2 separate regions of the Homo sapiens genome follow, and region 2 is linked to region 1. A link is an interaction called in ENCODE POLR2A ChIA-PET data of the cell type or tissue named here. Cell type or tissue: PC-3. All regions are shown on one strand. Links, peaks and the distances in the headings refer to the core of each region. The heading gives the core; the rest is flanking DNA. Region 1 overlaps FRMPD4 (FERM and PDZ domain containing 4). Region 2 overlaps FRMPD4 (FERM and PDZ domain containing 4).

What was found. Peaks named below come from ENCODE experiments on the same cell type or tissue, not always from the same donor. Only the 100,000 strongest peaks of a DNase experiment are listed, where the experiment ranks them.
Region 2: POLR2A ChIA-PET joins it to region 1 with 13 read pairs; 1 of 35 experiments calls an interaction of 5 or more read pairs at or near these places.

The regions. Positions count from the first base shown.
Region 1 is chrX:12,357,903-12,363,288 of GRCh38, reverse strand. All of the region lies in intron 1 of FRMPD4 (FERM and PDZ domain containing 4), which reads right to left. Among named protein-coding and RNA genes, the nearest start is that of FRMPD4-AS1, 15 kb to the left of the region's middle. In PC-3, for the core only: no CTCF peak of the experiment used is centred there; a DNase peak (open chromatin) is centred at 2,798; H3K4me3 peaks cover 420 bases; H3K27ac peaks cover 2,163 bases.
Region 2 is chrX:12,207,477-12,212,862 of GRCh38, reverse strand. All of the region lies in intron 1 of FRMPD4 (FERM and PDZ domain containing 4), which reads right to left. Among named protein-coding and RNA genes, the nearest start is that of FRMPD4, 72 kb to the right of the region's middle. In PC-3, for the core only: no CTCF peak of the experiment used is centred there; DNase peaks (open chromatin) are centred at 1,782 and 2,212; H3K4me3 peaks cover 1,231 bases; H3K27ac peaks cover 2,482 bases.

The DNA.
Region 1 (5,386 bases), core at 202-5,201:
ATATCCTGGTAGTAATGTAATTTAGAATCACCAGTTGCTCAATGGCAACAAAAGCCAAAATTGACAAATGGGATCTAATTAAACTAAAGAGCTTCTGCACAGCAAAAGAAACTACCATCAGAGTGAACAGGCAACCTACAGAATGGGAGAAAATTTTTACATTCTACCCATCTGACAAAGGGCTAATATCCAGAATCTACAAAGAACTTAAACAAATTTACAAGAAAAAATCAAACAACTCCATCAAAAAGTGGGCGAGGGATACGAACAGACACTTCTCAAAAGAAGACATTTATGCAGCCAACAGACACATGAAAAAATGCTCATCATCACTGGCCATCAGAGAAATACAAATCAAAACCACAATGAGATACCATCTCACACCAGTTAGAATGGCGATCATTCAAAAGTCAGGAAACAACAGGTGCTGGAGAGGATGTGGAGAAACAGGAACACTTTTACACTGTTGGTGGGACTGTAAACTAGTTCAACCATTGTGGAAGACAGTGTGGCGATTCGTCAAGGATCGAGAACTAGAAATACCATTTGACCCAGCCATCCCATTACTGGGTATATACCCAAAGGATTATAAATCATGCTGCTATAAAGACACATGCACACGTATGTTTATTGCGGCACTATTCACAATAGCAAAGACTTGGAACCAACCCAAATGTCCAACAACGATAGACTGGGTTAAGAAAATGTGACACATATACACCATGGAATACTATGCAGCCATAAAAAATGATGAGTTCATGTCCTTTGTAGGGACATGGATGAAGCTGGAAACCATCATTCTCGCAAACTATCACAAGGACAGAAAACCAAACACCACATGTTCTCACTCATAGGTGGGAATTGAACAATGAGAACACTTGGACACAGGGTGGGGAACATCACACACCGGGGCCTGTCATGGAGTGGGAGGAGGGGGGAGGGATAACATTAGGAGATATACCTAATGTAAAGGACGAGTTAATGGGTGCAGCACACCAACATGGCACACGTATACATATGTAACAAACCTGCACGTTGTGCACATGTACCCTAGAACTTAAAGTATAATAAAAAGAATAAAATAAAAAAATAAAAACTAAAAAAAAAAAAGAATCGTCAGTTACTATTGGGTAGGATAAAGAAAGTTTCTAGATGACAGACTTTCCCTCCTAATATTTCCAAAGACCCAGAGAAGATTAAGATTGCCTATATAAGCTAGAAGAAAAAAAGGGACATATTTCTACTACCTACTGATTTAATGGAGTCCCCTTTGCTGTCTGTAATGGGTTGAATCTTAGATTACCTGGCTGGGCCCTAAATCCAATGAGAAAAAGAGGATAAGGTATAGTAGGCCAAAAAGAAGAAACACACAGGAGACCATGTGAAGACACAGGCAGAGATTGGAGTGATGCTGCCATAAGCCAAGAAATGCCTGGAGCTACTAGAGACAAGGAAAGATGCTTCCCTAGAGCCTTCAGAAGGAGCATAATCATGAGAACACCTTGGTTTGGGACCTCTGACCTCCAGAACTGTGAGAGAATATCTTTCTGTTGTTTTAAGCCTCCCAGTTTGTTACAGAAGCCCTAATATACTCTGAAATATATATTCAAATATATATCCAAAGACCAAAATACACAAAAAATAATGCAAAAACGTGTCATTTTCTCAAAATATTTGAAAATCACTGGGTTCAAACTGCATCTAGCAAGTTGCATCTAACTTTTTCCCTGTGAGCAGAAAAAGCTAACCAATCAAATCTTAGGGAATGGAAAGACAGGACTGGCATTCCCAGCAAAGCCCAGTGGCTCATCCACCTGCTCTTCTGCATTAAAGCAAGCCTGCTCCTGTGGTTTCTAAATTATCACAGAGAGGTGATGTCAAGTTGAGCCTGGAACCTTTCCAGAGTTGGCAAACCCATTATTCCCCTTGACAATTTTATTGCTTATGCAGTCCTACAGAGGTTTCCTTAATATTCCAACTGAAATTTCATTGTTCTGGCTATTTGTAAAAGCCATCTCTTAACCAAACAGAAGTATTCTTTGAAATGTACCTTAAATGCTAGATTCAGAAAAGTGCAATGTCAGGATTGCACAGTCTGACATAGTTCAAGAAATAACCAGTTTGCATTATTTTGTAAGATAAGGCCATTAAACTCAACAATTACACTGCATTGACTCATTGTTTTTTCAGAGAAATTTCATCTTCTCTAATGACTGTGAGCTGACAAAATGAGAACAAAATTGGGTGACTTCTGTGATCATTTTCCAAAGCCTCAGAGCTTCCTTTAGGTCTGCAGGGTTCAAAATACTTACCGTTTTTTTTTTTTTTTTTCTTTTCATGGCTTGAGATTTTAGCAAAAAAAAGCCATAGAATACAAGAAGCTACAGATGTCTCTGAGTTTCTCCCAAGTGACTAGAAAATAAATAAACCATAAAGCAGAAGCATAACTCTCAGAAAACTACATTGTTTGAACACCAAATAATTGTCAAATACACTCATTTCTTGAAATAGTTTCCCAAAGATTTGGTTGCCGTCTCTATGGAGGAACATGTAGCATGGACTCAGAGTTTGGCAATCAATTAGTTTGTAACTAGTAAGGAAATGTCAGGAATTACCCAGAGCATGATGAGATTTTAGTACCTGTTAAGTTTGTGGGAAGATAAGAAGGAATTTGTATCAGTTGGCCTGCATGACTACTCTTAACATCTCAGAAGACTGTTAACCAATAGTGACTCAGACTTGTTCATAATTGGAATTTGAGTAAAAGGGAAATGACACAGCAATCTTTTTTTCATCTTTTTTCCCCCTACATGTTTAGTTTTGATATAAAAAAAACGAGGCTGAAAACATCAGGCTTGCCAATGTACATATATGGATGGTTGCCCTCAACTAAGGCATCCCCATATGTTCCCAGTGAACTATATATTTTCAAGCTCAACTCACTAAGTGGGCCAATCTTTTGCAAAATTTTATAATTACCAGAGTTTGGTCTCAATGCCTCCTAATCCCAACCAGATTCAGGATAGAATCAAAATGAACTTATTCACACTGAGACATACATGGCTGGTATCATTTAATTGGGTCCATAACCTAAAATATCAAATTCCTTTAATGATCAAGGTATAGTGCAGTATGTACAGTATGTACCTGAACCACTATGTTTGTAACATTCAACTTGATAAGCCTACCAGGGAAACAAACATAAAAGCAAAAGCAAACTTTGAACAATCAAAGAATGCTATTAAAAATAGAAAAGTAGCATTAACTCAAAATCTCAGAAGGGGCAGCTCCATCAAGCGTGATTCACAGGCTCAGTCAAGTCCCAGGGATGGCCTTAAATGTCTATTGTGGTCATCACCAAATGAGGTAGAGATTTTGATGTCACACATGAGACACCGAGGGTCCCCAACCTTGTCCTCCAATAGATGAACTATAACCAACTGCATAAGTGTGAGAAAGGAAAGAGGAAAACCGCTCCCTCCCCGGATGCCCTGCTTTCCAAAAGAATGATGGAACTTTGTGGCCAGGCACGGTGGCTCACGCCTGTAATCCCAGCACTTTGGGAGCCCAAGGCGGGTGGATCATGAGGTCGGGAGTTCAAGACCAGCCTGACCAACATAGTGAAACTCCATCTCTACTAAAAATATAAAAATTAGCTGGGCATGGTGACGCATGCCTGTAATCCCAGCTACACTCGGGAGGCTGAGGCAGGAGAATCGCTCAAACCTGGGAGGCAGAGGTTGCAGTGAGCCAAGACTGCGCCACTATACTCCAGCCTGGGCAACAGAGCAAGACTCCATTTCAAAAAAAAAAAAAGAAAAAAGAAAACAAAAAAAGAATGATGATACTTTGTTAAGAACACAGCAGTGGTTCCTTGAAAACAAACAACATGGCAGAAAATGAGAGTATGTGAACTTGACAAGATTTCTTATTTTCAATCAGATTAAGTTGAGAGTAATATTTACATTCTGAAAGGAGTTATACAGAAAACATTAATTTTATGTATATTTCTGTACTCCCACCCCCACATAATATGCTAAATATCCATAAGGGAAAATAGTTAAATGGGGACTATGCCCTGGATTTCCATCAGTTAGTTCATTCTATTCATCTCTATTTTTATAGCTTCTTTAATTTAATAAATCCAAGGTCAAAAATCACTCTGGGCTATTAATAGACCTACCAGCAATGACATTTGCAGCATCATGGAAAGAGATATTGCATTCTCTCCATCTAGCATTGATGATAGCTTCCAGCATTCTGTACCCTTGTTTAAATATATAAAAAAAAAGACAGTGCTTCCCTTCAGGGCAAACTTTGCAGCATATTTTACACTGTTGTTGCGGTTATAGAAGTAATGTCTATTTGGAAAGCCAGTGAAAAATCATTAGGACTGACACACTGAGTGAGGCATAAATCAAATGATAAGGAACCGAGCAAGGGATAGCTCCATTCTGAACACTTGTAGTAGAGGTTCCCCCACTTGTTCTTACAGACATCCAGCACTGAATTTTTGAAGCCATCCCTTTTCCGCTTAGAGAACTAGAATTGAATTCTCCTTCCCTGGGTGTCACAATGTTTTTCTCTTCAAATTTAAATCATGGTAAGTAATGACTTTTCTCAGAGACTTCCAGGGACCAAACTGTAAAATTACTTACTGAAGGAAGGGATTTAAAACGGAAGGGTAAAAAACACCTTAAGAACTGAGATTTTGGGGGGTCTTTATGCACAATTGTAAAGTCCAAGTAAATGGCAAGTCACAAAGCTGGCAATATAGGAGGATTTACTGTGCAATCCTGCAGTTTGGAGACACGAAGCCACCAACATGGGAACCACCATATTTCCTCTATCACCAAATAGATATACAAGATAAGACAGTCACTTCTCCAAATACATAAGCCCTTTAACTTAAGCATCCAAGAGCCCTGGATAAGGACTTACAAATAATTTGCCCCAGATAGGAGACATATCTACTGGCCTTGGGGTCTTAATTTATTCCTTGTCTATACCTAGGAGGGGTGGGGGCAGAGACAAAAATGAGAAGTTGTGTGTATATTGCATAATCTGAGAAAGCAGTAGAAAGTTAAAAAAAAATCATAGCAGCATTATTCCTAATAGCCAAAATGTGATAACAACCCACACGCTCATAAACTGGAGAACTGATCAACAAATTGTGGGATATCCATTTAAGGAAATACAATTCAGCAGTAAAAAGGAATGAAGTGCTGATACATGTTATAGCATGGATGAATCTTGAAAACATTATGCTAAATGAAAGAAGGCAATCACGAAAGAGCATGTCTTGTATGATTTCATCTAGACGAAGTGTTCAGAGAGGTACATCTATAGAGGCAGAAAGTAGAGTAGCGGTTGCCAGGGAATAGAG
Region 2 (5,386 bases), core at 294-5,293, 150 kb after region 1:
TGTCACTGGGCTTTCTACCAAATTATGAAGAGAATTTTAAAATTCAATGGAATAGCATTAGAACTTCTTTAGGCCTGGGTGAAAGGTGCAGGATTTCATCACAAAAATAAAGAGAAGTTGAAAGCAATTATCAAATAATTGACAGCCATATGGTGGGTATGAATTTTTGACTCATTAACTTGAGTTCCCCTGAGGTTTGAAATCTGTCCCCTAAGAAAGTAGATTAGCTATACAGATTTGGCTGCAGGTTACAGGAATTTGAACAAGTTAGAAATGTATTCTTGTCTCACCTAGAAGTCTAGGCTGGTTGTCAACACCGCTCAGTTCTCAGAGAGGCATAAAGTTCCTGCAGTGCCCTGGAGCCCAGTCTCCTTCTAGCTTGTTGCTCTGCCATCCCCATGGTGCTGTTCCTAACTACAGAGCCAAGATGCTGCACCATTAGGTCCGCATTGCATTCGGAGGGAAAGAGGACAGAAATTAGTCATATGGCCACCTACCTACAAGAGAGTCTGGGAAATGTGCCCACCTAAAAGAAAAAAAAAAATCGAATGATTTTAAAATTCTAGAACAGGGGTCAATAAACTACAATTGACAGGCCAAAATCAGCCCACTGATCTTTTTTGTATGGCCAGAGGGTTAAAATTTTTTTTTTTACATTTTTAAATGGTTGTTTTCTTTTATAAAGGACAAATATGCAACAGAGAGCATATGTGGCTTGCAAAGCCTAAAATATTTACTGTTTGGCCTTTTACAGAAAAAGTCTGCCAGTGCCTATTATAGAGGAAGGGAAGGATGGCTGTGGGGAGGAACTGGAAGTTTCTGCCACAGTAATAAACATCTCAACACCCGGAATGTTTAGAATTAAGCCAACAATGGAAATAACATCAACTCACAGAATTAGTACTTTTGAGTTAATTTTATGAAGAATATATGTTATATAGGTGATTTAAGAAACTATACATTAGTTTTGCCATTTTAAGCTGAAAGGAATAAGAAAATTGATTGTATTTTTAAATATAATTGGAACATTTTTAAAAGCTTATTTGCTTTGTAAGTTTATTATATTTATAAGAGTACTTTTAAATGCTTGGAAAGCTTTGATTGTTTGCATACTGATTTGCCCTATCAGGTCACTGGAAGCACTTCAAAGGAAAATATACTATATTAAATGCATAATTGCAGTATAAAATATTTAAGGGTGTTTAACTACCTTTGAAAATGGGTATGATTATTTAAGTAGAATTTGTTTGACTTGAATTAATTAAATATTAGCCAAAGAAAACATGAAGGTAATTGTACTTATTTAACTACACTTAAAAATAGAATAATAAGATTTCCATACTGAACTTCAAAACACATGAAAAACTAGGATTTTTGCAAAGATAACTCTACTAAACTAAACATGCAGATAGAAGCCAACTTACTCTAAAGAATCCTTTCCATCTGCAGAGGTTTCCCTCAGACATCAAACAGCTCATTGGCTAGTAAACAGATCTATAAGCCAAGAGGAGTAAAAAGGAGGAGAGAATTTGGCAACTAAATCCGGGGAATCAGGAGACACATCCAAGTCTGAAGAAGATGCAAGCTGCTTTGCCCAACCTTACATACCACCATTTCTTGCCAGAGCTCCACATGGAGTTGCTTATGAAGGAAAATTCAGGTATTGAGAGGCTCAAGCAACCACCACTATCCAAGTCTTGATGGATTCAATCCCGTTAGTGAGAACTGCAAAAATGCCAGTCAGTCCAACTCTGTCATATTACATGGAGTTGTTGTCTCCTGAGTTTTTACTGAGATCGTAAAATAAATGCCAGAGCAATGAATAATCACCCACTGAATTCAAACACTGTTTCATTTTAACAAAAGTACCTTTCAGAGAGACATTCTATTTAGTTTTGTCACTTTGAAATTAGATCTGTGGGATTTTTAAAAAATGCCTAGTTTTGACATTTTAAAACCTTCATATTTCTGAAAGTTTAACATTTCGGTGTTTGATATTTTAAAATATAACTTACCATTCAATGTTGCCTCTTTAAATTTGGTGAATGTTAAGGCTGTCACTTTGTCTCATACATCTAAATTCAAACTGCAGGTTGTCTGGTTTTCTTTTCCCCTTTTTTAGTGTGTGTTGTCGGTGGGGGAGGCGGGGCAGTTTCCAGTATTAACACATGATGACTGTCTGTGGAGTCTCTGGAACATCAGACTCACTCACTGGGAGCACCGCCAAGCTACTTTCAAATGTAAGTTAAGAAGCTACTCCCCCTTTGTGTTTTGTACAAGATGAAGACACCCTTGTTCATCCTTTCTGTCTGGCCAGCCCCTCTAAGTCCACATCTCACCCTCCTCATCAGGGGAGATGCTGCTGAAGGCAGGTTCCCAGGAAAAGGAAGGCAGAACCACACCACCATCTGAGGGAAGATGTGTGACTCAGGCCGCTTCTAATTGGTTCATATTGGCTTGTGCTGGGCCACATGGGCCTGTGCTCATTCAAGCTGGCTTCTGCTGGCTCAAGCTAGTTTGTCAGACCTGTGTTCTTTCCCACTCTAATTCAACTGATTTTCCCCTTTGTACTGACTACTAGGAAGATTGGTTCCAATTCTGAACTGTGTATCATGCAGAAGCAGCTTGAGACACATGTTTGATGTATTAACACTTGGCTTCAGATCATCTTTCTTTTTGGTCTGCATTTCTTGTTGACTAACTTTTATTACTTACTTTACATGTTGTCTTATTGTTTTGTGCATGGATTTAGGAACAATTTTCAATCTTTTTCTTGAGTGAAGTAGGGTATACACAAAGTCACAGGGCAAATAATTACTCACAAATGTACCACCACAGAAAGAAAACCAAGCAACTATCACTTCAGTGGAACCTATGAAAAACGGCAATGGCTTTCATATTTTACAACAGCAACATCTGATACCGAGAAGGCTCACTTCATTTCTTGTAAGTGAAATGATTCTAAGAAATGACCAAATGAATATCCCTTTAAACTGGGTTCTCTTGTCAATTATTAACAGTTGAGAGCAATGAGAAAATGGAAGAGATACACCACTTGCCATAAATGAAAAGGGCTACTAGCAAGGATTTTTATCCTTGGAATTAAGAACACAATTGATAACTATGTGAAAGTTAGGAAACTTCTTCCCAGAAAAGTACTAACGTGTGCTGATAGATAAATGTATCCAAACACTTTAAAGAGACACACAGGACCCAACCACTCCCATGAACCAAGCCCATCTGCTGCACTGAAGCCCTTCACATACTACTGCAGGGCTTTTAAATGATAATCTGTAGATTTCAGTGAGGAGGTGTCCAACACTTTGCAGTGAAAAAAGATAAGTCTATGTAACGGATATATAAATAGATGTGGCTTTAAATATCTACAGTGCTTGCTCATAGAGGATTCCAGTTTCTCTTGATATTGCGGTTACCTAAATTAATTTTTGGTTCTGTAAAGTCATTTCTTTTATGAAGTAAAGATAGTACATATACTGGTTTTTGGTTCTGTTCTTTCAAATATGCAACATAAAGTTGGCAAACAAATTAGTGTTAATCTCAAAAACATACTTTTAAATATATTACTATTCTATGAAATACAAAAATGTAGGGATATCTGCTTTTAGTTTTATGAGACCTAAATTAAAACCACTTGTACTATATTGTAGCTATTTTAAAAATATTTTATGATTAACAATACTTAATTTATATATTGATTCAAGACGGACAGGACTAATTTATAAGAGGACTGAAAAAAATGATACTTCAATTTAAGAAGACAAAATTCCATTACAGGTTAATTATGTTGGATAATGTGATCGTTAATCTCACAAACAGTTTTTATGTTCAATAATTAAAATAAACAAATTAATCACCTTATTGAAAGCTAGCTTACTTCAGTTAGCTGATTCTAAATAAGGAAAACCACCCTACCAGAATAATTTATAATTGTTGTTGTAGTTTCTTCCAATTGATGCATAATTTTGCCAAAGATATCTCCAATTGAATTATTCCATAATTTTACTCTTTACGCTTTAGATATAGACAGTAAATGTAATGCATGATTGTATTTAATTGGAGGGCAGAATAGCTTAACTGAAATAATTTGTTCAAATATATTAAAAAATTACTAAGGTTCATTACTACTTTAATTTACTGTAAACATTTTATTATAGTATAGTAAGGTATTATATGCCTATTTTTATATGATTTAAAGGAGGAAGTCCAAGTTTATGGATTTAAATAAATTTACCTTTTAACAGTAATTAACAATCAGCTATGCAAAAACAATTCTATTTGGCATAAAGACATTGCAAAGGATACAAAAGTGAATAGGATACCAAAGATATCATCTTTATTTTTCTTTTGTAGGATTTCTAATTGGGATTTTTTTTTTTCAGGGTGCAGTGGTTTCTTCTCTCTCCCCTTATTCCCCATATTTTCACCCACTATATCCATTTTTTCCTAGAAACCTTCAAACACATTATAGTAGTCTTTATCTGCTAATACCAAAATCTGGATGACATGTGGTCTTCAGCTATTGACTTTTTTTTTTCCTTTTTTATGGAGACAAGGTCTTGATTTTCTACTTGATTATAGGTTATATTTGCCTGCCTGTTGCCTGTCTAGCAATTTATGATTATATGCTGGATATTATTGATAATACGTTGTATAGACTGTGAATTCTGCTCTGTTCCTCTGAAGAGTGTTGAATTTTGTCATGTCAGACCATTATATTACAAGTGGGTCACCTTAATTTTGTGGAGGCTTGGTTTTCAGGTTTTCTTACAATGGGTCTATTTTAGTTTTGCCATTATTTCAAGGATATAGTTATCATTCCTGGGACATGGTCCCTGCTTCTAATGCATAGCTACTCTGGGTTCCAAAGAAAATCTTGAATTGTTTGCCAAATCTTTATAACTTGGCAGGATTTGAACTCCAATCTCTGTCTTCCTAGAACCAGGAAGCTGGTATCACCTCTGCTCAGATCATTAACTTTCCAACTACTGCTTCCTTTTGTGTTCCTTGAAATCATACCTGCATGTGCATAGTTTAGGAGTCAACTAGGGATTTGTATGTAGATTTTAGGATTCTCCATTTCCAGGATTCCCCCTCCCGATTTCCAGAAGTTTTTGGTAGCCCTGAGCTCTAACCTCTGACTTCTTCACTTAATAAGAATGCCACCTTCTGCTTGAGCTCTATCTCAGTGTGCCACAACAAACTGGGAAGCACGCTCAGCAGAAAAACCAGTTAAGTGTGGATCCTGCCTGATGTGCTCCTCTTCTTTCAAGAGCCATATCCCTTATAGTTCTGGCTTGCTTTTACTACTTTCCAAGTAGCTTTCAAACAACGATTTTTACAGTTTATAATTTTTAATGTACAGTTA